Linked DNA regions of Homo sapiens: region 1 is linked to region 2. The links are chromatin loops, found by intact Hi-C in ENCODE. Cell type or tissue: CD14-positive monocyte. All regions are shown on one strand. Links, peaks and the distances in the headings refer to the core of each region. The heading gives the core; the rest is flanking DNA. Region 1 has its middle 27 kb from the start of H3-5. Region 2 has its middle 24 kb from the start of H3-5.

The links. Hi-C counts contacts between places; a loop is a spot of excess contacts. Peaks named below come from ENCODE experiments on the same cell type or tissue, not always from the same donor. Only the 100,000 strongest peaks of a DNase experiment are listed, where the experiment ranks them.
Region 1: a loop joins it to region 2, with 2.0 times the contacts of the local background. A loop is called at or near these places in 5 of 110 quality-filtered maps.

Annotation. Positions count from the first base shown.
Region 1 is chr12:31,757,306-31,773,691 of GRCh38, reverse strand. No RefSeq gene overlaps it. Among named protein-coding and RNA genes, the nearest start is that of H3-5, 27 kb to the left of the region's middle. RefSeq lists a silencer at 6,762-6,975. In CD14-positive monocyte, for the core only: no CTCF peak of the experiment used is centred there; DNase peaks (open chromatin) are centred at 7,581 and 10,371; H3K27ac peaks cover 1,239 bases.
Region 2 is chr12:31,807,926-31,824,311 of GRCh38, reverse strand. No RefSeq gene overlaps it. Among named protein-coding and RNA genes, the nearest start is that of H3-5, 24 kb to the right of the region's middle. In CD14-positive monocyte, for the core only: no CTCF peak of the experiment used is centred there; no DNase peak of the experiment used is centred there; H3K27ac peaks cover 339 bases.

The sequences.
Region 1 (16,386 bases), core at 4,251-12,250, 50 kb after region 2:
CCTTAGATTTACCTTCTTGCCACTCTGCTCCCCAGAATGTATTGATACAAGATAAACTTGGAATGTTAGCAGGTCAGATTGCCCCTGGCTTACAGAAGCATTCATTGTGAAACCCCTGATTGATGAGTTGCAGCTGCCCTGTTAGGCATGTGATTTAGCACTTTCTCCCAGAGGCTATGCAGCAAGCATGGACTACACATAGGTAGAGAATGGAAAGGGTGGCTGCCCAGAGGTCAAGTCTTCTGCACACGCTTCAGCCTCACCTCTTGCAGCTGAGCATGCTGTGTGGTGGAGGGGCATGGAAGCTGCACCCAGCATTGCCAGACATCAGAAGGTCTCTGCTGTTTAGCTGTGTGCATTGTTTACCGTGTACCTTTTAAGGCTAAGTAAACTGTGACTTGTGAGTCTTTTTTTTAAAAATCAATTTTGATCTTAGGACTAACAGATATTGAGTAACATGTATAGCAAATAGTCCACTAAATTCCTACACCTGAGTCCTGCCCTTCAATAATTGGATTATTAAAGTTGTTTGTTCAATCACTTACTTGTAGTCAATTCTGTAGGTTAGCTCACCTGTCACTCATTCCAACTCTTATTTCAATTTTCCTTCCTTCTTTAGAGAAGGAGGAAAGCTAAAAACTTCCCTTCTCAGATTTCCTTGTAGCTAGGGGTGGTCCCATGACTCAATTCTGGCTAACAAAATGTAAGCTGAATTTTGCTGGTACTGCCTCTTCCATTTCTTTTTTCCTGCCTGGAACCGGTGAGGATGCCTGAGGCTCAGCAGTCATTGCTAAGCATGGTAGTGATCAGGACACTAGGGGTCAGTTTCCTTGCTGGCATTGTTGAGGCCATCACAATCAGCCTTGAGCTTCCCGTTCCCAGATTTCCTGCTATAGGAGACAGAGAGATCCCTTACTTGTTTAAGCGGTCAAGTGCAATTCTAACGGATATATTTATAAATTCAATTTCCACGTGTGGTAGGAAGAATAAAGGTCCCCTAAACATGTTCGTGTCCTAATCCTTGTGACCTGCAAATATGTTAACTTACATGGCAAGAGGGATTTTGCAGGTGTGACTAAATTAAGGCCCTCAAGGTAGGAAGAGTATCCTTGATCCTCCAGGCAGGCTCAAGGTAATTGTAAAGGTCCTTACAACTGAAAGAGGGAGGACGAAGGGGTTGTCAGAGAAAGAGATATGACAACAGAAGTAGGGTCAGAGAAACGTTTGTTGCTCGCTTTGAAGAAGGAGAAAAGGGGCTGTGAGCCAAGGAATGTGGGTAACCTCTAGAAGCTGGAAAAAGAAAGGAAACAGATTCTTCCCTAGAGCCTCAAGAAGGAATTCAGCTCTTCCAGTATCTTGGTTTTTAGTCTAGTGAGACCTGTGTCAGATTTCTAATATACTGAATCATAAGATGATAAATTTGTATTGTGTTAAGTGACTAAATTTGTGGTAATTTGTTACAGCGGAAGAGAAAATTAATACACTATATTATGACCTTTTAATATAAAATTATGATAGGTCAAAAGAAATTAAAATTTTCAGTGCAAGATTCCTCTAGTTTTTAAAATCAAGACCAAGCAAAAAAAGATGGAACTTTTTTTTTTTTTTTTTTTTTTTGAGATGGAGTCTCACTCTGTTGCCCAGGCTGGAGTGCAGTGGTGCTATCTCAGCTCACTGCAAGCTCCACCTCCCGGGTTCACGCCATTCTCCTGCCTCAGCCTCCCAAGTAGCTGGGACTACAGGCGCCTACCACCACACCTGGCTAATTTTTTTGTGTTTTTAGTAGAGATGGGGTTTCACTGTGTTAGCCAGGATGGTCTCGATCTCCTGACCTCATGATCCGCCCACCTTGGCCTCCCAAAGTGCTGGGATTATAGGCGTGAGCCACCGCGACCGGCCTTCGTTTTTAGAATTTAAAAAAAATCCCCACAAACCTAGAAAAAGACTGATTTTTTTTTTTTTTAAACAGAGTCTCACTCTGTCACCTAGGCTGGAGTACAGTGGCGTGATCTGGGCTCACTGCAACCTCCGCCTCCTGGGTTCAAGCGATTCTCCTGCTTCAGCCTCCCGAGTTGCTGGGACTACAGGCATGTACCACCATGCCCAGGTAATTTTAGTATTTTTTGGTAGAGACGGGGTTTCACCATGTTGGCCAGGCTGGTTTTGAACTCGTGACCTCAGGTGATCCACCCGCCACAGCCTCCCAAAGTACTGGGATTACAGGTGTGAGCCACTGTGCCCAGCCGAGACTGAAATTTTTATAGCATGGTACCAACTAAACACCAATGCTTGTTTTAAACCTGTTGTAATTGATCAGTGATAGCTCCTTCAGCAAACACATCTAGGTAACAGAAAATGAACTTCTGTAACCCATGCTTTTATGACTGATTTTCCAAACTACTCCTGCCTCAGTAACCAATACACCCCATAACAAACCCTTCCCATAAAGCCTATATGTTTTTTGAGACGGAGTCTCGCTCTGTTGCCCAGGCTGGAGTGCAGTGGTGCAATCTCGGCTCACTGCAAGCTCTACCTCCTGGGTTCACGCCATTCTCCTGCCTCAGCCTCCTGAGTAGCTGGGACTACAGGTGCCCGCCACCAGACTCAGTTAATTTTTTTGTATTTTTAGTAGAGATGGGGTTTCACCGTGTTAGCCAGGATGGTATCGATCTCCTGACCTCATGATCCACCTGCCTCAGCCTCCCAAAGTGCTGGGATTACAGGCATGAGCCACCATACCCAGCCAAAGCCTGTATTTTCTTTGTTCAACAAGACTAATCAGCATAGCTTTGGGTTGGTGATCTCATCCTTTGATATACTGTATATTTTTCCTAAACAAAGGGAGACTTCATTTAACAAGGGTCAAGGCAAATACAGAATATCTAGTAGATAAAAGCAGAGTACCAAGTTTTGTACTATTCAATGAAGGGAGGTAGGAAAGTGGTATATGATAATTTGTTTTAATTATGTGAAGAAATAACTTTATGTATTGGTTTGAAACTCTTGATTTTTTCCTATGTTTTTATTTGAAAAACAAAAATGCTAAAAATGAATAAAATCCTTCATGATCCCACCATCTTCATATTTGAAATATTTAAAAAAGTAAAAGTCTTCCCCTTGTCTCCTTTCTAGCAATCCCATCCAACAGATGTAATTGCTATTAATAATTCTAGCCAGGCGTGGTGGCACACACCTGTAGTCCCAGCTACTGAGGAGGCTGAGGCAGGAGAATTGCTTAAACCCAGAAGGTGGAGGCTGCAGGGAGCTGACATTGCACCACTGCACCCCAGCCTGGTCGACAGAGTGAGACCCTGTCTCAAAAAAATAAAATAAAAATAAAAAGTTGTGTGTATCCTTTCAGATGTATACTTAGGCACGGGGTGTTATAATAAATCTATTTTAACCAACTGCCATAGTTGCTGGGGCCTTTAGAACCTATTTTATGTAATTGGATATAGTTTAGTAACTTCAGCATGCTTGTGAGCTTCTTGAGAACAGCAGCCAGGATACACTAATCTCTGTATAACAGATAATATTAAATAATAGGTTTCCAGCAAATACTGACTAATTGAATTAAGAATTAGGAATTTCTCTAATAAGATCCCACTTAATCTCTGGTATAAGAATACAATTTGTGGTCCTAAAGAGATGTGGGTTCAGATACTGGATCCAACTGTAGTAGCCTCTCTGGCATCTGAATGTTTAAAGTTCTGGGACAGCCTTGCTCAAAGAATAGTCAGCTGGTGGTCTATCAAGTAGTCAAGAGAGTTTGGCCATTTCAGAGGAAAAAAATAAAGAAGTATAATAATTTTGTTCAAATACATTTTATCAATGTGAAATTAAGATTAAGAATTATTTTTGGCTGGGTGCGGTGGCTCATGCCTGTAATCCCAGCACTTTGGGAGGCCGAGGTGGGTGGATCACGAGGTCAGGAGACCAAGACCATCCTGGCTAACACAGTGAAACCCCATCTCTACTAAAAATACAAAAAATTAGCTGAGCGTGGTGGTGGGTACCTGTAGTCCCAGCTACTCGGGAGGCTGAGGCAGGAGAATGGTGTGAACCTGGGAGGTGGAGCTTGCAGTGAGCTAAGATCACACCACTGCACTCCAACAGAGTGAGACTCCATCTCAAAAAAAATTTTTTTTACAGAAATTCTGCTATATTTTCAGTGTATCATTTATTTTTATTTTTTTGAGACAGGGTCTCACTCTTGCCCAGGCTGGAGTACAGTGGTGAGATCATGGTTCACTGCAGCCTTGACCTCCCAAGTTCACTCTATCCTCTCACCTCAGCCTCCTGAATACCTGGAACCTCAGGAGTGTGCCACCATGCCCTGCTAATTTTAAAATTTTTTGTAGAGATAGGATCTTACCATGTTGTCCAGGGTTGTCTTGAACTCCTGGGCTAGAGCAATCCTCCCCTCTTGGCCTCCCAAAGTGTGGGATTACAAGTGTGAGCCACTGTACCCGGTCCATTATTTACTTTTAAATTAGATGTGACTTTCATAAGACTCAAAATTGAAAAAGGTTAAAGATAAACAGTATAAGGTCTCCCCCTAACCACATCCCCTAAGCCAGTATTGATCAGCATGTGTATCCCCTTACAGAGATATTTTACAGTATACAAGAAAACACACACACATACACAAATACACACACATTTTGCCCCCCGCCTTTTTTTTTTTTTTTTTGAGACGGAGTCTTGCTTTGTCACCCAGGCTGGAGTGCAGTGGCACGATCTCAGCTCACTGCAACCTCCACCTCCTGGGTTCACGCCATTCTCCTGCCTCAGCCTCCCGAGTAGCTGGGACCACAGGTGCATGCCACCATGCCTGGCTAATTTTTTGTATTTTTAGTAGAGATGGGGTTTCACCGTGTCAGCCAGGATGGTCTTGATCTCCTGACCTCGTGATCTGCCCGTCTTGGCCTGCCAAAGTGCTAGGATTACAGGCATGAGCCACCACACCCGGCCCATTTTGCTCTTTTTTACACAAGCAACATAAGCTATACACTTTTCTGCACCTTACTTGTTCCATGAAACAGTATATCTAGGACAATGGTCTCCTACTTTTTTGACACTAGGGACTGGTTTTGTGGAAGACAATTTTCCATGAATCAGGGTGGGGAGGGATGGTTTCAGGATGATTCAAGCGCATTACATTTATTGTGCACTTTATTTCTATCATTATTATATTGTAATATATAATGAAACAATTATACAACTTGCCATAATGTGGAATCAGTGGGAGCCCTGAGCTTGTTTTCCTGCAATAAGATGGTCCCATATGGGGGTGATGGGAGACAGTAACAGATCATCGGGCATTAGATTCTCATAAGGACACTCAACCTAGATTCCTGAATGCTCTGGTCATGATAGGGTTCATGCTCCTATGATAATCTAGTGCCACCGCTGATCTGACAGAAGGTGGAGCTCAGGTGGTAATGTGAGTGATGGGGAGCAGCTGTAAATACAGATGAAGCTCTGCTTGCTTGCTCACTGCTCACCACCTGCTGTGGGGTCCACTTCCTGACAAGCCACAGACCAGTAGGATTGGGGACCCCTGGTCTAGGACTCTCCTCCCTCCCTCCCTCCCTTCCCTTCTCTCTTTCTCTCTCTCTCTCTCATCTAGGACTCTTTCTTTCTCTCTTCCTTTCTTTCTTTCTTGCTTTCACTGTCTCTCATCTAGGACTCTCTCTCTCTCTCATCTAGGACTCTTTCTTTTTTTTCCTTCCTTCCTTCTCTCCTTCCTTCCTTCTCTCTCCCTCCCTCCCTCCCTCCCTTCCTTCCTTCCTTCCTTCCCTCTCCCTCTCTCCCTCCCTCCCTCCCTCCTTCCTTCCTTCCTTCCTTTCTTCCTTCCTTCCTTCCTTCCTTCTCTCTCTCTTTCTTTCATTTTCTCTCTTTCTCTCTCTTGTCTAGGACTCTCTCTCTCTCTCTCTTTTTTTTTTTTGTTGAGATGGAGTCTTGCTGTTGCTCAGCCTGGAGTGCAATGGTGTGATCTCGGCTCACTGCAATCTCTGCCTCCTGGGTTCAAGTGATTCTCCAGCCTCCGCCTCCCAAGTAGCTGGGATTACAGGCACACACCACCATGCCTGGCTAATTTTTTTTTTTTTTTGGATTTTTAGTAGAGATGGGGTTTCACTATGTTGGCCAGGCTGGTCTCAAATTCCTGACCTCAAGTGATCTGCCCGCCTTGGCCTCCTGAAGTGCTGGGATTACAGGTGTAAGCCACCCACCGCACCCAGCCTCTTTCTCTCCCTCCCCTCCTCTTTCTTTTAATTTTTAGTAGAGGTGGGGTTTTACCATGTTGGCCAGGCTGGTCTTGAATTTCTGACCTCCAGTATTCTGCCTGCCTTAGCCTCCCAAAGTGCTGGGATTACAGGCATGAACCACCATACCTGGCCTAGGACACTTTCCATATCAGTAGACAAAGAACAGCTTCATTCTTTTTCATAGCTGCAGAGAATTCTTGAATGGATACAAAGACTGTTTTCTTAATTACAAAGAAGATTTTAATAAATAGCTTTGTACAAATGTCAATTTAGGCTTTCCTCTTCGTTTTGACTAGTTTTCTATCATTTCCCTTCTTCATCAAACGTACGTTGAATTTTTATTTTTTTCTGTTTGAACTTTCAAATCAGCCTGTCTTTTTTTTAAAAAAATCCTTAGAATTTGGGAGAGGAGTTATTATAAATTAATTTAGAAAGAATTGAAGTTTTATCATGTTGAAGCATCCTATATTATCAAGTTATGCCTTTTTATTTGTTCAAACCTTCTCTTTTTTTGAGACAGTCTGGCTCTGTTGCCCAGACTGGAGTGCAGTGGCACAGGCTTGGCTTACTGCAACATCTGCTTTCTGGTCTGAAGCCATCCTTCCACCTCAGCCTCATGAGTAGCTGGGACTAAAGGCTCAAGCCAGTAACGCCCGGCTAATTTTTGTATTTTTTGTAGAGACAGGGTTTCACCATGTTGGCCAGGCTGGTCCCAAACTTCTGAGCTCAAGTGATCCACCCACGTTGGCCTCCCAAAGTGTTGAGATTACAGGTGTGAGCCACCACGCCTGGCTGCAAACCATCTTTTATTTCCTTTAGTAGCGAGTTTAAAGTTTTCTTCGTTTAGATTTTGCACATTTATTGTTAGATTATTCCCAGAAATTATTTTTCTGTTGCTATTGTAAATAGATGTTTTTGAACTGCTTATTGTTTGTATATATGAAAATGATTGATTTTGACTGTTAATGTCATGCTAGTCCACCTGAATTCTCTTATGATCTATAAAATTTTGTGTTTTTCTCTCAGGTTTTTCCATGTATATAATCCTATCATCTAGAAATAATTTATAAAATTACCACATCCTTTCCCTGTAAAACCATTTTTTCCCTTTTCTAAAAGTTTAATTCTGTTATAATAAACTTAAAACTTAACCATATTTTTGAGATATAATTCAAGCACAAATAAATTTCACCATTTTAAAGTGTGTAGGTCAGTGATTTTTAGTGTAGTCACAAGGTTGTACAACCATCACCACTAGTTTCAAAACATTTTTATCATCCCAAAGTGAAACTCCGTAGCCATTATTAGTCACTCCTCATCCTTCCTTCCCCCTAAGCTCTGGCAGCCACTAGTCTATAGTTTGTCTCTGTGGATTTACCTATTTTGGACATTTCCTATAAAAAGGGAAGCTTTTTGTATATAGCTTCTTTCAGTGAGTACAATGTTTTTGAGGTTCATCTATGTTTTAGCATCTTTCATACTTCATTCCTTTTTATGACTAAATAATACTCGATTTTATGGATATACCACATTTTGTTTATCCATTCATCAGTTGATTAACATTTCAGTTGTTTCCTTTTTTTGCTATCTTATATGAACATATGTTTTCAATTCCCTAAGGTACGTACCAAGGAGTGAAATTGCTCATCATATTAGTAATTCTAGGTTTAAGTTTTTTTTTTGTTTGTTTTTGAGACGGAGTCTCCCTCTGTTGCCCAGGCTGGAATGCAGTGGCGCGATCTCGGCTCACTGCAAGCTCCACCTCCTGGTTTCTCGCCATTCTCCCGCCTCAGCCTTCCAAGTAGCTGGGACTACAGGTGCCTGCCACCACGCCCAGCTAATTTGGTTTCTGTATTTTTAGTAGAGATGGGGTTTCACCGTGTGGCCTCATGATCCACCTGCCTCAGCCTCCCGAAGTGCTGGGATTACAGGCGTGAGCCACCACACCCGGCCTCTAGGTTTACCTTTTAAAGGAACTCCCAAACTGTTTTTTTACTACCATTTCATATTTCTACCAGCAATTTCCATGGGTTCCTATTTCTCCACAACCTCATCAACACCTGTAATTGTTTTAAAAAATTATTATACGGCTGGGCCCAGTGGCTCACACTTGTAATCTCAGCACTTTGGGAGGCTAAGGCGGGTAGATCGCTTGAGGTTGGGAGTTTGAGACCAGATCGGCCAACATGGTGAAATCCTGTCTCTACTAAAAATTTAAAAAATAGCTGGGCATCGTGGCACATGCCTGTAGTTCCAGCTATTCAGGAGGCTGAGGCATGAGAATTGCTTGAACCCGGGAGGCGGAGGTTGCAGTGAGCTGAGATGGGATCACACCACTGCACTCCAGCCTGGGCTACAGAGTGAGACTCCATCTCAAAAAAAAAAAATTAAAAGTTAAAAAAATTAGAGTAGCCATCATAGTGGGTATGACTTAGTATCTCCTAGTTTTGATTTGTAATTCCCTAATGATTAGCAGCATTGAGCATCTTTTCATATGCTTATTGGTCATTTGTTGTCTTCTTTGAAGAAATGCCTATTCAAATCCTTTGTCTTGGCCTGTGGATGGCTCATGCCTGTAATCCTTGCACTTTAGGAGGCCGAGGCAGGCAGATCACTTGAGGTCAGGAGTTCAAGACCAGCCTGGCCAATGTGGGGAAACCCCGTCTCTACTAAAAATAAAAAATAAAAAATAAATTAGCTGGGCGTGGTGGCGGGCGCCTGTAATTCCAGCTACTCTGGAGGCTGAGGCAGGAGAATCACTTGAACCTAGGAGACGGAGGTTGCAGTGAGTGGAGATTGCGCCACTGTACTCCAGCTTGGGGGACAGAGCAAGACTTCATCTCAAAAAAAAAAAAAAAATCCTTTGTCAATTTTTTAGTTGGGTTGTCTTTTATTGCTGAATTGTTAGAGTTTTTTATATATTCTAGATACAAGTTCTTTTTTTTTGAGACGGAGTCTTACTCTGTCCCCCAGGCTGGAGTGCAGTGGCACGATCTTGGCTCACTGCAAGCTCCGCCTCCCGGGTTCACGCCATTCTCCTGCCTCAGCCTCCCGAGTAGCTGGGACTACAGGCATGCGCCACCACGCCCGGCTAATTTTTTGTATTCATAATAGAGACGGGGTTTCACGGTGTTAGCCAGGCTTGTCTCTATCTCCTGACCTTGTGATCCACCTGCCTCGGCCTCCCAAAGTGCTGGGATTACAGGCGTGAGCCACCATGCCCGGCCAATTCAAGTTCTTTACTAGAATGACTTGCAAATATTTTATCCTTTTCTATAGGTTGTCTTTTCAGTTTCTGGATAATGTCCTTTGTAGCACTAAAGTGTTTAATTTTGGAGTAGATCAATTTTTCTATTTTTTTCTTTTATAGTTTGTGTTTTTGGTGCCATAACTAAAAAAACATTACCTAATCCAAGGTCACAGGGATTTACATCTATGTTTTCTTCTAAGAGTTTATAATTTTAGCTCTTATGTTTAGGTCCTGATCCATTTTGAGTTAATTTTTGTATATAGTGTATGGTACTCAGGTGCCAAATTCATTATTTTGTATGTAGATATCTAGTTGTTCAGAACCATTTGTTGAAAGATTATTCTTTCCTCCATTGAACTGTCTTGGCAGCCTTGTTGAAAATCAATTGATGCAAGAGTCTGGGTTTATTTCTGGACTCTCAATTCATTGTCCTCAACTACATGTCTATTCTTATGCCCATACTACAGTCTTGATATTATAGCTTTAAGCAAAGTTTTGAAATGGGGAGGTGTGAGTCTTTCAATTTTTAACTTTTTCAAGATTGTTTTGGTTATTCAGGGCCCCTTGCAGTTCTATATGTATTTGAGGATCAGCTTTTACATTTCTGAAAAAATTAAAAATGCTGTTGGAATTTTGACAGGGATTGTGTTGAGTCTGCAGATTAATTTAAGAAGTACTGATATCTTAACAATATTAGATATTCCAATCCATGAAAACAGATGTTGTTTCAACTAGTCTTCTTTCTTTTTCTCTTTTTCTTGCTTCTCTTTTTGGTTTTCAGTAGGATCTTGCTCTGTCACCCAGGCTGGAGTACAGTGGCGCGATCATAGCTAACTACAAACTCAAACTCCTGATCCTCCTGCCTCAGCCTCCTGAGTCATCTCTTTCAATGATCTCTTTTTCAGTATGAGTCATCCATTTCTTTTGTTTGTTTGTTTCTTTTTTTTTTTTTTTTTGAGACGGAGTCTCACACTGTTGCCTGGGCTGGAGGGCAATGGCACGATCTCAGCTCACTGCAACCTCCACCTCCCGGGTTCAAGCAATTCTCCTGCCTCAGCCTCCCGAGTAGCTGGGATTACAGGTGCCCGCCACCACACCCAGCTAATTTTTTTGTATTTTTAGTAGAGATGAGGTTTCACTATGTTGGCCAGGCTGGTCTCGAACTCCTGACCTCATGATCTGCCTGCCTCGGCCTCCCAAAGTGCTGGGATTACAGGTGTGAGCCACCTTGCCTGGCTGAGTCATCCACTTCTTTTGTTAAATTTGTTGCAAAGTATTTTATTATATTTGATGGTATTATAAATGGAATTATTTTCTTAATTTTATTTTTGGATTGTTCATTGTTACTTTATAGAAATACAACTGATTTTTGTATATTGATCTTGCATTGTTGCACCATTCTGAGCTTGTTTATTAGCCCTAATGGATTTTTTGTGAATTGTTTAGGGATTTTTATCTCATCTGCAAAAAAAGATAGTTGTCCCTCCTCTTTTCCAACCTAGATGCCTTTTATTTTATTTTCTTGCCTAATTGCCTTGGCTAGAACTTCCAGTTCAATTTTGAATGCAAGTGATGACAGCAGGCATTGTTGTCTTGTTTCCAATAACTTTTAACTTCTAATTTTCCCCCAAATATAAAGATAAACACATTAGATAGAAAAATATTACTGATAATAGTAGTCATCATTATTTAAAATCTTTTGTTAATGGGAGTACTTCTAATATTTTCCTTTGAACATAAGCTGTCTTGAGGTTAAAATAGATTCATATTAAGGAAATGTCTTCTATTCTTTTTTTTTATTTTTCAAATTTAATTAAAAAAATTTTTTATTTCCTCATTCTTGCTGTCAACTTATATTCTTATTCTTTTATGATCATTTTTGATTGAAAAGTAGATGGGCCAGGCACTGTGGTTCACATCTATAATCCCAGCATTTTGGGAGGCCGAGGCAGATGGATCACTTGAGGTCAGGAGTTCGAGACCAGCCTGGCCAACATGGTGAAACCCCATCTCCATTAAAAATACAAAAATTAGCAAGGCATGGTGATGCATGCCTATAATCCCAGCTACTTGGGACACTGAGGCAGGAGAATCACTTGAACCCAAGAGGCTGAGGTTGCAGTGAGCTGAGCTGAGATCGCACCACTGCACTCTAGCCTGGGTGAAAAAGCGAGACTCTGTCTAAATAAATAAATAAATAAATAAATAAATAAATGTTAAAAGGTTTTTTTTTTGTTTTTTTTTTTTGAGATGGAATCTCACTCTGTCGCTCAGGCTGGAGTGCAGTGGTGTGATCTCAGCTCACTGCAACCTCCACCTTCCAGGTTCACGTCATTCTCCTGCCTCAGCCTCCAGAGTAGCTGGGACTACAGGTGCCTGCCACCACGCCTGGCTAATTTTTTGTATTTTCAGTAGAGACAGGGTTTCACTGTGTTAGCCAGGATGGTCTCAATCTCCTGATCTCATGATCTGCCCACCTTGGCCTCCCAAAAGCTTTTAATCAAATTATTTTTCAAAGTCTGTTGAGTTGATTGTCCTTGGGTCTCTTTATAAAATAGATTTCCTAATAATTTATTATCCTTGTATTTCTGAAATAATCCCCATTTTTGTCCTTTCATTCTTGTAAGGTATTACAGGATTCTTTTTCCTAGTACCTAGTATTATTTCATCAATACATATAAATGAGATTAGTGCTCAGGTTTTTTTCTACACACCTTGTTAGAGTTAGTGTCAAACTATTCTTGCTTCATAGAAGTATTTTAGATGGTTTCTTTCTTTTTTTTATGTGTTAGAAAAGCTCACATAGCTTTGGAATTGTTTCCTTAAAGGTGGAATATAACCACCTATGAAAATATCTAGACCTGGTACTCCTTTTGTGGAATAGCTCTTTATACTTCTTTTATGGTAATTATTTGCTTATTTAGATTTTCTGTTTTTTTTTTTAAGATCAGTTTTGGCAAGTCATACTTTCTTTAAAAATAATCCATTTTATCTAGAATTTCCAAATTATTGCATCAAGTATATTTTAGCTGTTTTTCCTAGTTAACTTAGCTAAAAGCCTATCTTTTTTATTTTTCAAGTAACCAGCTCTTGGATTATATATTTAATTCTACTTTTTTTCTAATTAAGTAGTTTCTATTTTTATTTTTTCAATTTCTTTGCTTTCTTAGCTTTGTTTGGCTGATCTTTAACTTCATTCATTTTGATGCTTTCCTTCTTTCTTTCTTTCCCTTCCTTCCTTCCTTCCTTCCTTCCTTCCTTCCTTCATCTTCTTTCTTTCTTGATGGAGTCTCGCTCTGGAGTGCAGTGGCACGATCTTGGCTCACTGCAATCTCCGTCTCCTGGGTTCAAGTGATTTTCCTGCCTCAGACTTGTGAGTAACGGGGATTACAGGTGCCTGCCACCATGTCCAGCTGTTTTTTGTTTGTTTGTTTGTTTGTTTTTTTGAGACAGAGTCTCCTCTGTCGCCCAGGCTGGAGTGCAGTGGCACGATCTCGGCTCACTGCAAGCTCTGCCTCCCGCGTTCAAGCGATTCTCCTGCCTCAGCCTCCTGAGTAGCTGGGATTAGAGGCATGTGCCACCATGCCTGGCTAATTTTTGTATTTTTAGTAGAGGCGGGGTTTCAGCATGTTAGCCAGGATGGTCTCCATCTCCTTACTGCGTGATCCACCCACCTCAGCCTCCCAAAGTGCTGGGATTACAGGCATAAGCCACCGTGCCCGGTCCTCACCTACTTTTTTAGTAGAGACAAGATTTCACCATGTTGGCCAGGCTGATCTTGAGCTCCTGACCTCAAGTGATTTACCCACCTTGGCCTCCCAAAGTGCTGGGATTATAGGAGTGAGCCACTGCACCTGGCCTATTCTCTTATTAACTAATACAGTGAAGTTTTCCAGCTGCCTTACGATTTGTTCACCTGTGGATGTGACCTACTTTGAATATTTGTAGAGCCAGATTCTAAGATACGTTTGTGTCAACATGACTTGGAATATATGCAATTTATATCTGCTTAAAAGCCAAAATCATTTAAGTGTGCACAGATAGCCAGTAACAGGGATGGTTAAACTTAGTGCTTCATGTAACTTCAGTCTGCTTTGACAAGGACAGCTAGGCCCTCAGCTTTATGCAAACTTTCTGCATTGTAACTTGTTTGCTCTCTCTCAGACCCAAACCCCACTCCATATACCTATCCACCAACTAAACTGTGCTGCCTTGTCCTTCCTTTTCTTTTTTGACACAGTTCATTAAGTTCAAGACTTCCCCTAGCAAACTGAATACACCCTTTTCTCTTTTCTCTTTCCACAGCTGCCTTTGCCACAGTTTCTGCTCACACACCCCTTCCCTGAGAGGTTTCTAGCTTAGGCTTTGAGTGTCTTCCTATTGTCATAGCCTCCTTTGATAAAGTCTTGCCTTGCTGAGGTCTAGACTTGCATTTTTGCTTTGGCACCACAAGAGATACTTTATTCCTAGAACTCCACTGATTTTTGGATAATTTTGCTGCTAGTGACTTTTGCTTATTAAATAGTATAACTATTTTACACATGCAGCAGGTTTTTGGACTCCCACAGTACAATCCCTAGATACAAATCCGGATCAGTATACATGTCATTATGGCATATTATTAAAGTATTTATTTTTACATTTTTTGTTTTGTTTCTTCCTTTTTTTTTTTTTTTTTTTGAGACAGAGTCTTGCTCTGTCACCTAAGCTGGAGTGTAGTGGTGCAATCATGGCTCACTGCAGCCTCAACTTCCCAGGCTCACGTGATTCTTCCACCTTAGCCTTCCCAGTAGCTGGTTCTACCTGCGCTTGCCACCACGCCAGGCTAATTTTTTTGTAGAGACAGGGTTTCGCCATGTTGCCCAGGTTGCTCTCAAACTCCTGGGCTCAAGCAATTTACCCGCCTCGGCTTCCCCAAATGCTGGAATTACAGGCGTGTGCCACCATGCCCAGTCAAATTTTTTGCTTTGTTTCTTTTTTTTTTTTTTTTTTTTTTGAGATAGAGTCTCGCTCTGTCGCCCAGGCTGGAGTGCAGTGGCGTGATCTCGGCTCACTGCAAGCTCCGCCTCCCGGGTTCACGCCATTCTTCTGCCTCAGCTCCCGAGTAGCTGGGACTACAGGCGCCCGTCACCACGCCCGGCTAATTTTTTTGTATTTTTTTAGTAGAGACGGCGTTTCACCATGTTAGCCAGGATGGTCTCGATCTCCTGACCTCGTGATCCACCCACCTCGGCCTCCCAAAGTGCTGGGATTACAGGCGTGAGTCACTGCGCCCGGCCTTGCTTTGTTTATTAATATTGTTATATATAAAGTTTCAGTGCCGCAAAAGAAATAGCACTCGAATATAAAATTTTCTTTTTAATTCTCAGCAAGGCAAGGTACTTCTATAGAAGGGTGCGCCCTTACAGATGGAGCAATGGTGAGCACACACTTGGACAAGGAAGGGGAGGGGGTTCTTATCCCTGATTCAGGTGGCCCCTGCTGCTGTGTCATTCCCCTATTGGCTAGGGTTAGACCGCCCAGGCTAAACTAATTCCGATTGGCCAATTTAAAGAGAGTGATGGGGTGAGTGGTTTGGCGGGAAAAATGGTTATGACAGAGCAGGTAATGGGAATGAGTCAGGGTGGAGCAGGTCATGGGAATGAGTCAAGGTGGAGCAGGTAATGGGAATGAATCAGGGTGGAGCAGGTAATCAGAACGCGTCAGGGTGGAGCAGGTGATTGAAATGAGTCAGGTTGGAGCAGGTGATTGAAATGAGTCAGGTTGGAGCAGGTGATCAAAATGAGTCAGGGTGGAGCAGGTAATTGAAAAAGGTTGCTTTATGAGGAAGTTTAAAAGTAGAAGGTAAATAATTGAACATACTGACATATTCTTTGAAAACAAGTTTAGAATTCATATCTAACAATATGACTTTTTTTTTTTTTGAGACGGAGTCTCGCTCTGTCGCCCAGGCTGGAGTGCAGTGGTGCAATCTCGGCTCACTGCAAGCTCCGTCTCCCGGGTTCACACCATTCTCCTGCCTCAGCCTCCCAAGTAGCTGGGACTACAGGCACCCGCCATCACGCCCGGCTAATTTTTTGTACATTTAGTAGAGACGGGGTTTCACCATGTTAGCCAGGATGGTCTCGAACTCCTGACCTCGTGATCCAGCCGCCTTGGCCTCCCAAAGTGCTGGGATTACAGGCATAAGCCACTGCGCCCAGCCAACAATATGACTTTTATTACTAAGTTCTGCATTTGTAATGAAGCTGCCCCTGCAAAATTATGACAGTAAAAGAAATCTGATGTAATTGACTCCATCCTGCTTCTTACCTCCAAGCTGTTCTTGGTCATACCTGGGCACAGACCAAGCTAACTCTGGGAGGAATGTAGTTGTCAATAGTTTAACTTCGGGCCAGGTGCGGTGGTTCATGCCTGTAATCCCAGCACTTTGGGAGGCCAAGGCGGGGAAATCACCTGAGGTCAGGAGTTCAAGACCAGCCTGGCCAACATGGTGAAACCCCATCTCTACAAAAAATACAAAAAATGAGCCGGGTACAGTGGTGGGTGCCTGTAATCCCAGCTACTTGGGAGGCTGAGGCAGGAGAATCGCTTTAACTCAGGAGGCAGAGGTTGCAGTGAGCCAAGATTGCCCCACTACACTCCAGCTCAGGGGCAACAGAGTGAGACTCTGTCTCAAAAATAAAAATATATAGTTTGGCTTTGAAGCAAAGATTATAATAATCCTTCCCTAAAATGAATTCCCTCCCTGTTCAGGGGCTGAAACTGCCTTTTTAAAACTAATGAAAGGCCATAAGATTAGGGTTATGGGAGGGGCCTGAGTTCTGCTAAAATGTAGGCATAGTTTCTACAATCTCTTATTGC
Region 2 (16,386 bases), core at 4,948-12,947:
GGATAATTGGCAAGCCACATGTAGAAGAATGAAACTGGATCCTCATCTCTCATCTTACACAAAAATCAACTTAAGATGGATCACAGACTTAAATCTAACTCCCGAAACCATAAAAATGCCCTAGAAGATAATATCAGAAAAACTCTTGTAGACATTGGTTTAGGCAAAGAGTTCATGACCAAGAACCCAAAAGCAAATGCAACAAAAACAAAAATAATTAGATGGGACCTAATTAAACAAAAAAGCTCTGCACAGCAAAAGAAAGAATTAACAGAGTAAACAGACAACCCACAGAGTGGGAGAAATTATTCACAAACTATGCATCCAACAAAGGACTAGTATTGAGAATCTACAAGTAACTCAAATAAATCAGCAAGAAAAAACCAAATAACACCATCCAAAAGAGGGAAAAAGACATGAACAGACAATTCTCAAAAGAAATATACAAATGGCCAACAAACATATGAAAAAATGCTCAACATCACTAATTATCAGGGAAATGCAAATTAAAACCACAATGAGATACCAGCTTACTCCTGCAAGAATGCCCATAATTAAAAAATCAAAAACTAATAGATGTTGGCATGGATGTGGTGAAAAGGGAACACTTCTACACTGCTGATGGGAGTGTAAAGTAAATGCAAACGCATTTACCACTACAGAAAACAGTGTAGAGATTACTTAAAGAACTAAAAATAGAACTACCATTCCATCTAGCAATCCCACTACTGGGTATCTACCCAAAGGAAAAGAAGTCATTATATGAAAAAGACACCTGCATGTGCATGGTTACAGCAGCACAATTCACAATCGCAAAGATATGGAACCAACCTAAGTGCCCATCAATCAATGACTGGATAAAGAAAATGTGGTATATATGCACCATGGAATACTACTCAACCATAAAAGGGAACGAAATAATGGCATTTGCAGCAACTTGGATGGAGCGGGAGGCCATTATTCTAAGTGAAGTAATTTAGGAATGGAAAACGAAATATTGTATGTTCTCACTTATAAATGGGAGCTAAGCTATGAGGATGCAAAAGCATAAGAATGATACAATAGACTTTGGACTTTGGAGACTCAGGAAAAGGTGGGAGGGGAGTGAGGGATAAAAGACTATAGATCGGGCACCGTGTACAATGCTCAAGTGACAGTTGCACCAAAATCTCAGAAATCACCACTAAAGAAAGTATCCATGTAAGCAAAACCACCTGTTCCCCAAGAACTATTGAAATAAAATAAAATATTTTAAAAATGAGTCCATCAATGCAGCAAACTTTTTTGTTGTCTGATTTGAAGAAGTTGCCACATCCACTCCAGCCTTCAGCAACCACCACTCAGATCAGTCAGAAGTCATCCATGTTGAGGCAAGACTCTCCACCAGCTTTTTGCTGATGACACAAGATGACAACTCAATTAAGGCTCAGATGATTGTTAGCATTTTTTCAGCAATAAAGTATTTTATAATTAGTGTATTTATGTTGCACATTTATGACATAATGTTATTGCATACCTAGTAGGTTACAGTATAGTGTAAGCATAACTTTTACATGCACTGGGAAACCAAAAAATTTGTGTGACTTGCTTTATCACAATATTCACTTTATGGCAGTGGTCTAGAACAAAACCTGATATCACAAAACCTGATATTCCTGATATATGGGCTTATCTCTGAAGTATACCTGTATCTCAGTGAAGATGTTATTATTTATTTATTTATTTGAGACAGAGTCTCACTGTGTCACCCAGGTTGGAATGCAGTGGCACGATCTCCACTTACTGCAACCTCCACCTCCCGGGTTCAAGAGATTCTCCTGCCTCAGCATCCGAAGTAGCTGGGACTACAGGCATGTGCCACCACACCAGGCTAATTTTTTTTGTATTTTTAGTAGAGACAGGGTTTCACCATGTTGGTCAGGCTGGTCTCAAACTTCTGACCTCAAATGATCTGCCCACCTCGGCCTCCCAAAGTGCTGGGGTTACAGGCGTGAGCCACCGCGCCTGGACAAAGATGTTACTTGCTTTTTTTTTGAGACGGAGTTTTGCTCTTGTTGCCCAGGCTAGAGTGCAATGGTGTGATCTCGGCTCACTGCAACCTCCGCTTCCCGGGTTCAAGCGATTCTCCTGCCTCAGCTTCCCCAGTAGCTGGGATTACAGGCACCTGCCACCACGCCCAACTAATTTTTGTATTTTTAGTAGAGACAGGGTTTCACCATGTTGGCCAGGCTGGTCTCAAACTCCTGACTTTAGGCTATCCGCCTGCCTCGGCCTCCCAAAGTGCTGGGATTACAGGCGTGAGCCACCGCGCCCGGCCAAAGATGTTATTTTCTATAAAGGCAACCGTTAGAACCTTCAACTCATTATTTTTAGGCTGACAAAAACATCTGTTATTATTATACCACACTATGTATTGTGAATAGTTTATTTTACAAGCATAATAGAGTATTTTGAAATTACACTCTGCTAGAACCCCTTGCTAGTTGTTAATTTTACCTAGAAAAGACTCACAGATTCTTTGTTAAAATAAGAAATCTAGCAAAGTCAGACTTTTCTCCCTACCACCCCACCCAACCCCATTATACACAAAAGAAAAGAGGAACAGTCCAGATGTGGTGGCTGACACCTGTAATCCCAGTACTTTGTGAGGTGGAGAGTTGGGCAGATCACCTGAGGCCTGGAGTCTGAGATCACCCTGGCCAATATGGTGAATTCTCATCTTTACTAAAAACACAAAAATTAGCCGGGCATGGTGGCCCGTGCCTGTAATCCCAGCTACTTGGGAAGGTGAGGCACAAGAATCGCTTGAACTCAGGAAGTGGAGGTTGCAGCGAACAACCACTGCACTCCATCCTGGGTGACAGAGCAAGATCTGTCTCAAAAAAAAAATAAATAAATAAAATAAAATAAAATATAAAAAAAAGAGATGAGAAACAAATGATCAGATTTGCAGAGTAATCTTTCAAGAATTTATCCTATTTACACATGCAGAAATGTCAATTACAACATTACTATCAGGGCAACAAATTATCAAGTAAAGCTACCAATCAGAATTATAATCTATGAGAAAGGAGTTCACTCAGCTTATTTCCAGGAGTACCTGGAGTCACGGTACCAACCCTTAGCCAACCACTTGGGGCTAAGTCCTTGGAGTTAACATAGTCACCAATGAAGTTGTTTTGTGCTCCTGAGGCACTGAGGCATGACATGCTCAATTGCCAGCACTGCCTAACACAAATATCAAGATGTGCCATGAGCACCTGCCTCCTGGGTAAAGATCTGCACCATAGATTGTCACGTGGGAGGAATGTGCCTTGTGCAACCAGACTCCTGTAAGAACTCCGGGACCTCAGACCTAAGTGGACTTACGTGGGCAGAGACATCTCATATATGTTCGTATAATTTGTAGTCGTGCCAAAAGCACCTTACTGTGACCAGCATGGAGGGAGAACCTAGAAGTCTGCACCTAATCTTTCGGGTCTTCTTGTAGGCATAACTTTTTTCTGCTGATCCTGTATAATATCCTTTGCTGTAATAGGCTTTTAGCCATGAGAATAACCTGTTACTCAGCCAAATGCGTCCTGACAAATCTCAAAAGTAGTATATTCTCAGGACCCATAAAGCACAAGCATTTTTCCAAAGGTAATTTTCAAGGCCAGGGCAAGTAAGTTTCTAAGTCTTAGTTTTATAAAACTCTTTTTTCAAAGAAAATGACTTACAATAAGAAACCGAAGATTCACACCACTCTCCATATTGCACAAAAGAGAAAAAAGATTGATATTTTTGTCAATATCGACCATTTGACACTTTACAAAATCAGATATTTTGAATATGTGTTATATCTCAGAAAGACATCCTCCTCTCTGTGCTATAGGGGAGAGGAGCATATCCTTTATTTATTTCCAAGACTTCTGTTAATTACAAAGGCTCACATTGATAAGCCAAGCTCTGGATTTTCATTAGTTAGCATTATAAGCAAAAAGCAGGCCTGTGAGATCAATTTTACTGGCATAAATGCAGTAAAGAATGAATAAGATATAATAATAACTGAAATACAGAGCCTATAGCATTATTTTTCCACAATATGTAATCACATATTTATAAATCTGAAAATAAAAGAAATATCATTAGAATGTCACTCTGTACAAATTTATGGCAATATGCACAAAATACACTAAAAGCTGCCTTATTTTTATGCAGTTGCATGCTCACATATATATTTCTGTAACAGACAATTTTACTTTGATGTGACAGGAGATAATCGATCTTGAAGTTAAAGATAATAAATTTGGGTGTGACTAAGGTGTATAAATTTCAGTTGATCTATATAGATTTATAGCAAGATGGTTAAAATGTGAGGTTGCTCATCAGAGGCATAGGGTTATCTTAATTATCTCTGATATGTAAATCATTTACTTTTCACAAAAGGCCCTCTTTCTTGTGTAAACACAAACAACCATAAATTAAAATAAGTAGCAGATGACTAGTATGCTATTTTATTTTGCTTTATGAACAAAAGTAAACCTGCTTTGAAGACACAAATAATCTTTCTTGTAAGTAGGTACGTATCCGGCACCTTATTACATAGAAGAGAGCACCAGCACCAGACCCTGCCAAAATGAAACAAAACAAGAACTGGCAAAATGATTGTTTCTAATATAAGCCAGGAAATTGTTTCACAGGTCAAGAATGAGGAAAACTTTTTTTTTTTTTCCTAAGATCTTACCTCTTATTGTCTTTAGGAGTTCCTGTTTATTATTGAGGTCATGTGTTTTGTTACCAGGTCAACTAGCTTACTCCTGCACTGATGATCCTGGAATGAAAGTTTTTTTTATTGAAAGTCTATTTGCAGCCAGGTGTGGTGGCTCACACCTGTAATCCCAGCACTTTGGGAGGTTGAGGCAAAAGGATCCCTTGAGCCCAGGAGTTTAAGACAAGCCTGGGTTACATAGTGAGACCCCATCTCTACAAAAAATAAAAAATTAGCTGGGCATAGTCTCAGCTACTCAGGAGACTGAGGTGGGAGGATTGCTTGAGCCCTGAAGGTGGAGGCAGCAGTGAGCTGTGATTGTACCACTGCGCTCGAGGCTTGAGGACAGAGCAAAACACTGACTCAAAAAAAAAAAAAAAAAAAAAAGAAAGAAAGTCTACATCCAATAGCCAGAAGTATGTCTCTAAGGTCCTTGACCTTCCAAGTATAATGCAAAACACAGAAGAGATTGTTTTAGAATGATAAATTTGACTACTAAGCAAAAAATTATGCATGGCATAAGTCACAATTAACAAAGCCAAAAGAAAAATGACAAATATTTAATAAGAATATCTGGAAGCACTCAAGATCCATTAAGGCAATTGGAGTGTAATATCAGGCAGAAAGAACTAGAATGTAACTGAACTCAATATATTGATTGGGTTCTAATCCTAAAATACTGATTTTTATACTGTCCAAAGAAAGTTTGCAATCAAAACAAAGGTCAGAAGAGATAAGTAAAGGACAGCCAGAGAGCAAGATTTTGCACTGATTAGCTCTCACTATTCAGAGTCCAGAGAAATTTACTATAGTGGACACAAATACTCTAGTTGTTCCATAGTTATATACTATTGTGGGATAAGAATGGTTTATTTCAGTTTGGATAAAGTATCTCTTAAAACTATATAACTCCTGTTATTCCAGTTTCACTCTCCTTTAAGTAAACTGATTCTGTCAATACTTACCAGTTACTGGACAGGCACAGCAGCTCACACTTGTAATCCCAACACTTTGGGAGGTTGAGGTGGGTGGATCACTTGAGGTCAGGAGTTCGAGACCAGCCTGGCCAACATAGTGAAAACCCGCCTCTACTAAAAATACAAAAATTAGCTGGGTGTGGTGGCGGGCACCTGTAATCCCAGCTATTCGGGAGGCTGAGGCAGGAGAATGGCTTGAGCCCAAGAGGTGAAGGTTGCAGTGAACCACCAAGATCACGCCACTGCACTCCAGCCTGGGTGATGGAGTGAGACTCTGTCTCAAAAAAAAAAAAAAAAAAAAAAAAAAAAAAAAAAAAAAAAAAAAAAGATACTTACCAGTTACCAAAAAGAGAACATGAAAAATATATGTAATTTTCACTATAAATTTTTCTGGTAGATATCCTGGCTTACATAGTTTCTTATGAGTTTGGTTATCATGAATTCTTTGGTTATCCTGGTATTCATGGAATCTCATCAATTCTGGATTCATTCACAATTTTGAATTTTCACGCCTGAGAACTGGGGACCAGACTATAAGTTGATAACTCTTAACATTTTCACCTCTGAGCCCTTGCCCAAGTAGCCAAATGATCTCAAGATATGTCTGTTTCAGTTAGCCTTTGTTGTATAACAAATCACCTCTAGCCGGGTGCAGTGGCTCATGCCTGTAATCCCAACACTTTGGGAGGCCGTGGCAGGTGGATCACAGGGTCAGGAGTTCAAGACCAGCCTGGCCAACATGGTGAAACCCTGTCTCTACTAAAAATATAAAAAAAAATTAGCTGGGCCTGGTGGCGGATGCCTGTAATCTCAGCTACCCAGGAGGCTGAGGCAGAGAATTGCTTGAACCCAGGAGATGGAGGTTGCAGTGAGACGAGATCGCGCCACTGCACTCCAGCCTGGGCGACAGAGTGACACCATCTCAAAAACAAAACAAAACAAAACAAAAAAACAAAAAAAACAAATCACCTCTAAAATTAGTAGCCTATAATGGCATCTGTTTATTGTTCATATTTCTGTGGGTTGAAATTTGGACTGGAATCAGCTGAGTGGTGCTTCTGCTGATCTCCCCTGGAACCACTTGACTTGTCATCTCTCTAAGATGGTCTTTTGTTTACATACGTAGCACTTGGTGCTATCAACTTGTATACTTCAGGCCGTGGCCTCATCTTTAATACGCTATACTGAGCTTCTTTATACAATAGTCTCAGGGCAGAATTCTAAGAGCAAGAGCAGAAGCCAGAAGACCTTTTCAAAATGAAATTCAGAAGTCATCACTTCTCCATTTTATTGGTCAAAGTCACAAGACCAGCCCAAGATTCAAGAGGTGGGTAAATAGACTTCACCTCTTTTCAGGAGGGGATACAAATAATCTGTAGCTTTATTTATTTACTTATGCGACAGAGTCTTACTCTGTTGCCCAGGCTGGAGTGCAGTGGCGTGATCTCAGCTCACTGCAACCTCCACCTCCTGGGTTCAAGCGATTCTCCCACCTCAGCCTCCCAAGCTGGGATTAGCCCGCCACCATGCCTAGCTAACTTTTGTATTTTTAGTAGAGACGGGGTTTCACCATGTTGACCAGGCTGGTCTCAAACTCCTGTCCTTAGGTGACCTGCCCACCTCGGCCACCCAAAGTGTTGGGATTACAGACGTGAGCCACCTTGCCCAGCTCCCTGTAGCTATATTTAATTACCCACAACTTGTAACACCGATTCACAATAGTCCCAATAATGTTCTTTATAGAAAAAGAAGATTCTCTGGTCTGGGATCCAATCTAGGTTCACACAGTACATTTAGTTGTCATGTCTCTTTGGTCTCAATCTGTAACAATTCCTTAGTTTTTCTTTGTCTTTCATGATGTTGACAGTTTAAAATTTTGTCTTTTGGATTATGTGATGTTTTGAATTTTGTAACATGTCCCTCAATTTGGCTTTGTTGGATATTTCCTTGTGATTAGATTCAGATTTTGCATTTTTGGCAAAAAACTATATAAGAGCTATTATGACCATCTCATTGCAGTACAGCAGGAGAAAATGATGTCAGCTTGCCCCATTATTGGTGGTATTAACTTTGATTAACTGTTTTCACTGTCACATTACTATTTTTCTTTTGTAATTAATTAGTGGTAATTAATTGTGTTATGATAAGATGCTCCTTATCAAACTTTCACTGACTAGTTGTAGTATCAATTAATTACATTTAAAAATTTAAAGAAGGGCCGGGTGTGGTGGCTCACGCCTGCACTCCATCCTGGGCGACAAGAGCAAGACTCTGTCTCAAAAAAAAAAAAAAAATTTAAAGAAGAAACATTGTTTTAAACTTAGATTCAAACATCAGTTTGCTACTTATCAGCTGTGTGACCTTAGGGCAACTCACCAGATGGCTCTGAGCCTCAGTTTCCTCATGTGTAGATTGTAGATAATAATATTTTTCTCATAAAATTGATGTGGGTAATACATATAAAGTACTTAGCAGAGCGATTACCATTTATTTTATTTCACTAGTTTTTACGGAAATTCTTTAAATTTTAGTAGTGTGTAGGAAGAGATCATCTTTGTCCTAATAGAGATTATACTCTAGTCTAGAGTAGAGGTGAGCAAACTTTTTCTGTAAAGAGCAGATGGTGGCTGGGCACCGTGGCTCACGCCTGTAATCCCAGCACTTTGGGAGGCTGAGGCCGGCAGATCACCTGAGGTCAGCAGTTCAAGACCAACCTGGCCAACATAGCAAAGCCCCATGTCTACTAAAAATACAAACATTAGCTGGGCGTGGTGGTGCATATCTGTAATCTCAGCTATTCAGGAGGCTGAGGCATGAGAATCACTTGAACCCAGGAGGCGGAGGTTGCAGTGAGCTGAGACTGCACCACTGCACTCCAGCCTGGGCAAAAAGAGCGAAATTCCATCTCAAAAAAAAAAAAAAAAGCAGACGGTAAATATTTTAGGAGCCAAATGGGCAATACATAAATGAATGCATTTTACTGTATTCCAAAAACTTTATTTATAAAACAAGTGGTAGGCTGGACTTGGCCCATGGGCTGGAGTTTGCTGATCTCTGGTCTAGAGCAAACAGACCAACAAGAAAATATAATTACAAACAAACAAAAAACCCAGCCAAACAAAAATAAATAAAAATAATTACAAATCATAAGTGTTCTGAAGGGAAAAGATAGGTTTTAGGGGATTATATAACAGTGACCTCACCTTGTCTAGAATGTCAGGAGTAGCAACGCTAAAGCAGTAGCATTTACACTGAGACCTAGAAAGCAGGTAGTCATTAACTAAATATGTGGTGGCAGGGAGCTTATCAGGCAGAGCAAATAGCATATTCTAAGGAAATGAGGGAGAAAGTTACATAACTTTTTCTTTCTTTTTTTTTTTTGAGACAGGGTCTCATTCTGTTGTCCAGGCTGGAGGGCAGTGGTGCAATCATGGTCAGCTGGAGCCTTAAACTCCTGGGCTCAAGCAATCCTCCTACCTCAACCTCCTGAGTAGCTGGGACCACAGGCGTTCTCCATCATGTCCAGCTATTTTTGTATTTTTTTGTAGAGATGGAGCTCTCACTATGTTGCCCAGGCTTGTCTTGAACTCCTGGACTCAAGTGAGCCTCCTGCTTCACCCTCCCAAAATGCTGGGATTACAGACATAAGCCACAGCACCAGCTGAACTTTTTTTTCTGAGACGGAGTCTTGCTCTGTTGCCAGGTTGGAGTGCAGTGGCAAGATCTCGGCTCACTGCAACCTCTGTCTCCTGGGTTCAAGCGATCTCCTGCCTCCGCCTCCCAGGTAGCTGGGACTACAGGCGCATGCCACCACGCCCAGCTAATTTTTATATTTTTAGTAGAGACGGGGTTTCACCGTGTTGGCCAGGATTGTCTCAATCTCTTGACCTTGTGATCCACCCGCCTCAGCCTTCCAAAGTGCTGGGATTACAGGTGTGAGCCACCGCACCTGGCCAGCTTTGAATTCTTAAAAAATGTTCAGCTGAGGCCAGACACGGTGGCTCACACCTGTGATCCCAGCACTTTGGGAGGCCGAGGCTGGTGGATCACAAGGTCAGGAGATCAAGACATCCTGGCTAACACGGTGAAACGTCGTCTCTACCAAAAATACAAAAAAATAGCCAGGCATGGTGGCGGGCGCCTGTAATCCCAGCTACTCAGGAGGCTGAGGCAAGAGAATCGCTTGAACCCGGGATGCGGAGATTGCAGTGAGCCGAGATGGCGCTACTGCACTCCAGCCTGGGCGACAGAGCCAGACTAAGTCTCAAAAAAAAAGAAAAAAGAATTCAAAGCCAATGTAACTAGAGGGCAAAAAAGAAAGAAAAATGATGTGGGGAATCTCTGAATGAATAATCATTTGTTAAAAGATTCCCCACATCATTTTTCTTACTTTTCTTGCTGTGTGCTAGGCATTATTCTAGCTAAAAGGAATACACTGGTGAACAAGACTAATAAGGTCCCTGCCTCTATGGAGTTGACATTTGGGATAGAGGTGGGTGTTGGAGATGGACAATAAACACGTGAATACATAATTACATATTTAATATGTAATTATATAGACGTATGTGCATGTGTAAATGAATGTGTTTACAAATTACAAGTACCAAGAATAAGATGCATTTTGTTCTTTGAAACAGGGTCTTGCTCTGTCACCCAGGCTGAAGTGCAGTGGTGCAATCCTAGCTCACTGCAGCCTCAACCTCTCAGGCAATCCTCCCACCTCAGCCTCCTGAGTAGCTGAGACTACAGGTGCACGCTACTACATCCAGCTAATTTTAAACAATTGTTTGTAAAGGTGGAGTTTCACCATGTTGCGCAGGCTGGTCTTGAACTCCTGGGCTCAAGTGATCCTCCCACCATGGTCTTCTAAATTGTTGGGATTACAGGTGTGAGCCACTGTGCCCGGCCTGGAGAGGGCTTTCTGAGGAAGTGACATTTGATCCAAGACTTGAACACTGAGAAAAGGCCAAATACATGAAAGCAGAAAGAAGAATGTTAACAACTGTGAAACAACAAAAGCAGATGCCCTGAGACAATAAAGAACCACTGCTGAGGAAGGAACCTAGAGGGAGCCAAAGGGAGAGGGCTGTGAAACAAAATGGGAGAGGCAGGCAAAGGCCAGATCACACAGCACTGGAGTTCATGGTGAGAACTTTGGACTTCATTTGAAATGCACTGAAAATCAAAGGCAAGATTTTACTGAAGGGAGTGTGACATTACATTTTAAAAAGATTATTCTGGGTGCAGTGTGAGGAATGCAATAGAGAAAAAACAAGATTGAAAGCAGAAAGGAAGTTAAAAGGCTTTTGGACTAATCAGGTGAGAAACTATAAGGTAGTTAAAATGAGGGTGGTGACAGTATAGATGGAAGGAAATGAACAGATTAGAAAGATACTTAAATGATAAAATTGATGGAACTTGGTGATTTGTTAGATATGAATACTAAAAGAGAAAGATGGTCCCCAAGCTCCTGAAAGGAGAAATTGGATGAATGTTGGTGCCATTCAATGGGATATTCAAGTGGAAATGTTAAATGTGCAGTTGAATATAGGCGCTCAGGCCGGGCGCGGTGGCTCACGCCTGTAATCCCAGCACTTTGGGAGGCCGAGGTGGGTGGATCATATGAGGTCAGGAGTTTGAGACTAGTCTGGCTAACATGGTGAACCCCATCGCTACTAAAAATAGAAAAACTAGCCGGGCATGGTGGTGCATGCCTGTAGCCCCAGCTACTTGGGAGGCTGAGGCTAGAGAATGACTTGAACCCAGGAGGCTTGAACCCAGGAGCCGAGATCGTGCCACTGCACTATAGCCTGGGTGACAGAGTGAGACTCCGTCTCAAAATAATAATAATAATAATAATAATAATAATAATAATAATAATAATAATAAAAGGAAAATAGGAGCTCAGAGGCTGGGCACGGTGGCTTGTGCCTGTAATCCCAGCTGTCTGGGAGGCCGAGGCCAGTAGATCGCTTGAGCTCGGGAGTTTGAGACCAGTCTGGGCAACATGGCAAAACCCCTTCTCTACAAAAAAATACAAAAATTAGCTGGTGCTTGGTGGCTCATGCCTGTAGTCCCAGACACTTGGGAGGCTGAGGTGGGAGGATGGCTTGAGCACTGGAAGTCAAGGCTGCAATGAGCCATGATCGCACCATTGCACTCCAGCTTGGGTGACAGAGTGAGACCCTCTAAAAAAAAAGGAAAATAGGAGCTCAGAGGAGAACTGGGGACATATTTATCCACAGGTGGTAATCAGAGCCATGGATGTGGTTAATAACCTGGCCAACGTGGTGAAACCCCGTTGCTAATTAAAAAATACAAAAATTGGCCGGGCATGGTGGCTCACGCCTGTAATCCCAGCACTTTGGGAGGCTGAGGTGGGCAGATCACCTAAAGTCAGAAGTTTGAGACTGGCCTGACCAATATGGTGAAACCCTGTCTCTACTAAAAATACAAAAATTAGCCTGGCGCAGTGGCGCACACCTGTAGTCCCAGCTACTCGAGAGGCTGAGGCAGGAGAATCACTGGAACCCAGGAGGCAGAGGTTGCAGTAGGCCGAGATCGCACCACTGCACTCCAGCCCGGGCAACAGAGGAAGACTCCATTTCAAAAATAAAAAATAAAAAATTAGCCAGGCATGGTGGCACACGCCTGTAATCCCAGCTACTCAGGAGGCTGAGGCAGGAGAATAACTTGAACCTGGGTGGCGGAGGTTGCAGTGAGCCAAGATTGCGACACTGTACTCCAGCCTAGGGGATAGAGTACGCACTCCAGCCTGGGGGATAGAGCGAGACTCTGTCTCAAAAAAAAAAAAAAAAGAAGAAAAGAATTAGCTGGGCCTGGTGGCAGGCGCAGCTACTGGAGAGGCTGAGGCAGGAGAATCGCTTGACCCCGGGAGGCTGAGGTTGCAGTGAGCTGAGATCGCGCCACTGCACTCCAGCCTGGACTAAGAGCGAAACTCCGTCTCAAAAAAAGACTGGCAGAAGAGCATAAACTGACAAAGGAGTCTAAAAAGAAATGAGCAGAGATGCAGGCAGAACACCAGGAGAGCATCATGTCACAGAATGCTGCTGAGAGTTAAGGAATACGAGGATTGAAAAACAGCCACTGGATGGAAAGACAAAGGGGTCATTGATAGCGTTGGGAAGAGTCATTTTGGGGGAGTGGATGAAGCTAGATTGCAGTGTCAAGGGAATAAGTACAAGTGACAGGGAGTGTAGATGACTGTGAGAAACGTAGACATAAAAGGGAAGAGAGATAGGCCACAGACTCATCCCTCCATAAATAACAGTTTTGTTATTACTATTTACTAGTCATTTTTCAAAAGCAAAACTTTGAGACATTTATTTACTTCCCCACATTACCAATTATTACATCATAATTCTGAGTGGCTGTCTTATATCTTCTCAGAAAAAGTGCACTATTGAGTGGCTGGCATCTCATAGAGAGCTTCAGTCTTTGGTCATAGCATTAGGAGCCCTTGGTTTCACAGGTCATTTAATAGATTGTTTAGGTACTTACACTTAAGATTTTCTTTCTTTTTTTTTTTTTTTGAGACTGAGTCTCGCTCTGTCGCCCAGGCTGGAGTGCAGTGGCACGATCTCGGCTCACTGCAAGCTCTGCCTCCCAGGTTCACACTATTCTCCTGCCTCAGCCTCCGGAGTAGCTGGGACTACAGGCGCCCGCCACCGCGCCCGGTTAATTTTTTATATTTTTAGTAGAGACGGGTTTTCACCATGTTAGCCAGGATGGTCTCGATCTCTTGACCTTGTGATCCACCCGCCTCGGCCTCCCAAAGTGCTGGGATTACAGGCGTGAGCCACTGCACCCGGCCTACACTTAAGATTTTCACCTAAGTATCCAATTTACTTGTTTAGTGGATTTTTTGATTAATTAATTTTTTTTGGAAACAGAATCTCACTGTCACCCAGGCTGGAGTGCAGTGGTACAATCATAGCTCACTGCAGCCTCGACCTCCCAGGCTCAAGTGATCCTCCCACCTCAGCCTCCCAAGTAGCTGGGAACACAGGCATGCACGACCATGCCCGGTTAATTTTTTTACTTTTTGTAGAGATGAGGTTTCACCATGTTGCCCAGTCTGGTTCTCGAACTCCTGGGCATAAGTGATCCACCTGCTTCGGCCTCCTAAAGTGCTAGGATTACAGGTGTGAGCCACTGTGCCCAGCCTTAATTAATTATTTTAACATTAATTTTATTTTTTTAAAAAATAAGCAGGCCAGGCATGGTGGCCCATGCCTGTAATCCCAGCACTTTGGGAGGCCGAGGCAGGCAGATCATCTGAAGTCAGGAGTTCGAGACCAGCCTGGCCAACATGGTGAAACCCCATCTCTACTAAAAATATAAAAATCAGCCGGGCGTGGTGGTGCACGCCTGTAGTCCCAGCTACTCGGGAGGCTGAGGCAGGAGAATCGTTTGAACCCGGGAAGTGGAAGTTGCAGTGAGCCGAGATCTCGCCACTGTACTCCAGCTTGGTGACAGAGCGAGACTCCGTCTCAAAAAAAAAAAAAGCAATACATCCAAATGCTTCAAAATTCAGAAAGAGGCCAGGCACGGTGGCTCACACCTGTAATCTCAGCACTGTGGGAGGCCAAGGCAGGCGGATCACCTGAAGTCAGGAGTTCGAGACCAGCCTGGCCAACATGGTGAAACTCCATCTATACTAAAAATACAAAAATTAGCCGGGTGTGGCGATGCACACCTGTAATCCCAGCTACTCGGGAAGCTGAGGCAGGAGAATCACTTGAACCTAGGAGGCGGAGGTTGCGGTGAGCCGAGATCGTGCCACTGCACTCCATCCTGGGCAAGGGGGAGACTCTGTCTCAAAAAAAAAAAAATTCAGAAAGAACTAAAAGTTCAGTGAAAGTTTACTTTTCACCGTATTCCTGAACCCCTAGTTTCCTTCCTGGGGCAGCTGTACTTTATTTAACCAGGAGCCTAGTGATGAACATTTGCTTGTTAACAGTCTTCTATTATGAATGAAACAATGGATAATCTTGTATATGTCATTTTGTGCATACGTGAGTGTCTTCAGTCTATTTCCCTAGAAGCTGAGACTGGTGGAGCTTCGTAGGCAAGTGATTTATTAGGAAAGTAGTCTAGGTAGAAATCTAGGAGGGTGAGGGAGGGAAGCAGGCCAGGGGAGGGGAAGAAGGAAAGCAAGAATGGTTTCAGGGGAAGTCTAGACTCAGCCTATTCCTACCGGGAGCCCTGAAGCATAAAGTGCAAGCAGAATCTGTCTGCCCTTAGGCAAGGGACCAGAACATTTGTACCCTACCATAGACAGTCACTGGTTAAAGCAGCACATAACTCCCATGAACTTCATGTCCAGGTGGCTCTAATCATCCAAGTCCAGTCCCCTGGGGTTGTAGGTACAAACCATTACCAGCAGCACCCACAGCTCCTGGGGGAATGGGCACCACAAAATGGTAGCAGGGATCCCCAGGGATTGAGGTGGGGACACCAACAGGTTTCTGCCACAGTGGATATGTTGATGAAAAGAGTCAAACTCTGTTAAATATTTGAAGAGATTTATTCTGAGCCAAATATGAGTGACCATGGCCCATGACACAGCCCTCAGGAGATTCTGAGAATATGCGCCCAAGGTGGTCGGGGCACAGCTTGGGTTTTTTTTTTTTTTTTTTTTTTGAGACGGAGTCTCGCTCTGTCACCCAGGCTGGAGTGCAGTGGCGTGATCTCTGCTCACTGCAAGCTCCACCTCCCAGGTTCACGCCATTCTTCTGCCTCAAGCCTCCCGAGTAGCTGGGACTACAGGTGCCTGCCACTGCGCCTGGCTAATTTTTTGTTTTAGTAGAGACGGGGTTTCACCGTGTTAGCCAGGATGGTCTCGATCTCCTGACCTCGTGATCCGCCCACTTTGGCCTCCCAAAGTGCTGGGATTACAGGCATCAGCCACTGCGCCCGGCCAGCTTGGTTTTATTCATTTTAGGGAGACATGAGTCATCAATCAAATACATTTAAGAAATACATTGGTTTGGTTCAGAAAGGCAGGACAATGCAAAGCCGGGGCTTCCACGCTATAGGTAAATTTAAATACTTTCTGGTTGACAGTTGGTTGAGTTTATCTGAAGGCCGGGGATCAATGGAAAGAAAATGTTCAGGTTAAGATAAAGGATTGTGGAGACCAAGTTTTATTGTGCAGAGGAAGCTCTCAGATAGCTGACTTCAGAGAGAGCAGGTTGTAAAATGTTTCTTATTGAACTTAGAAGGGTGCCTGGCTCTTAGCTGATTATCTCCTGGATCTGGAAAGGAAGGAAGGAAAACAAAGGGGGAAAGGGGATTCTCTACAGAATGTGGATTTTTCCCACAAGAGACTTTGCAGGGCTGTTTCAAGATATGGCAGAGAAACATGTTTTGCAGTAAAATATTTTGATTTTCTTCCTTGTTATGCCAGAGTCAGATTGGAAAGTAAGTCACAATATACAGGATTAAATAAAACCCATCTGATGAGAATTGATGATTTGTAGGGCATGACTCCCCAGACCCCTTAGATAGGAATTTGGGCAAAAAAAAAAATCAGAGCTTAGTCCTCATATATCACTATAGGATACATTCCTGGAGGTAAAATTGCTGGATGAAGTCAACACTATTAGTTGCCTATTTAAAAAATATCCCCCTCTA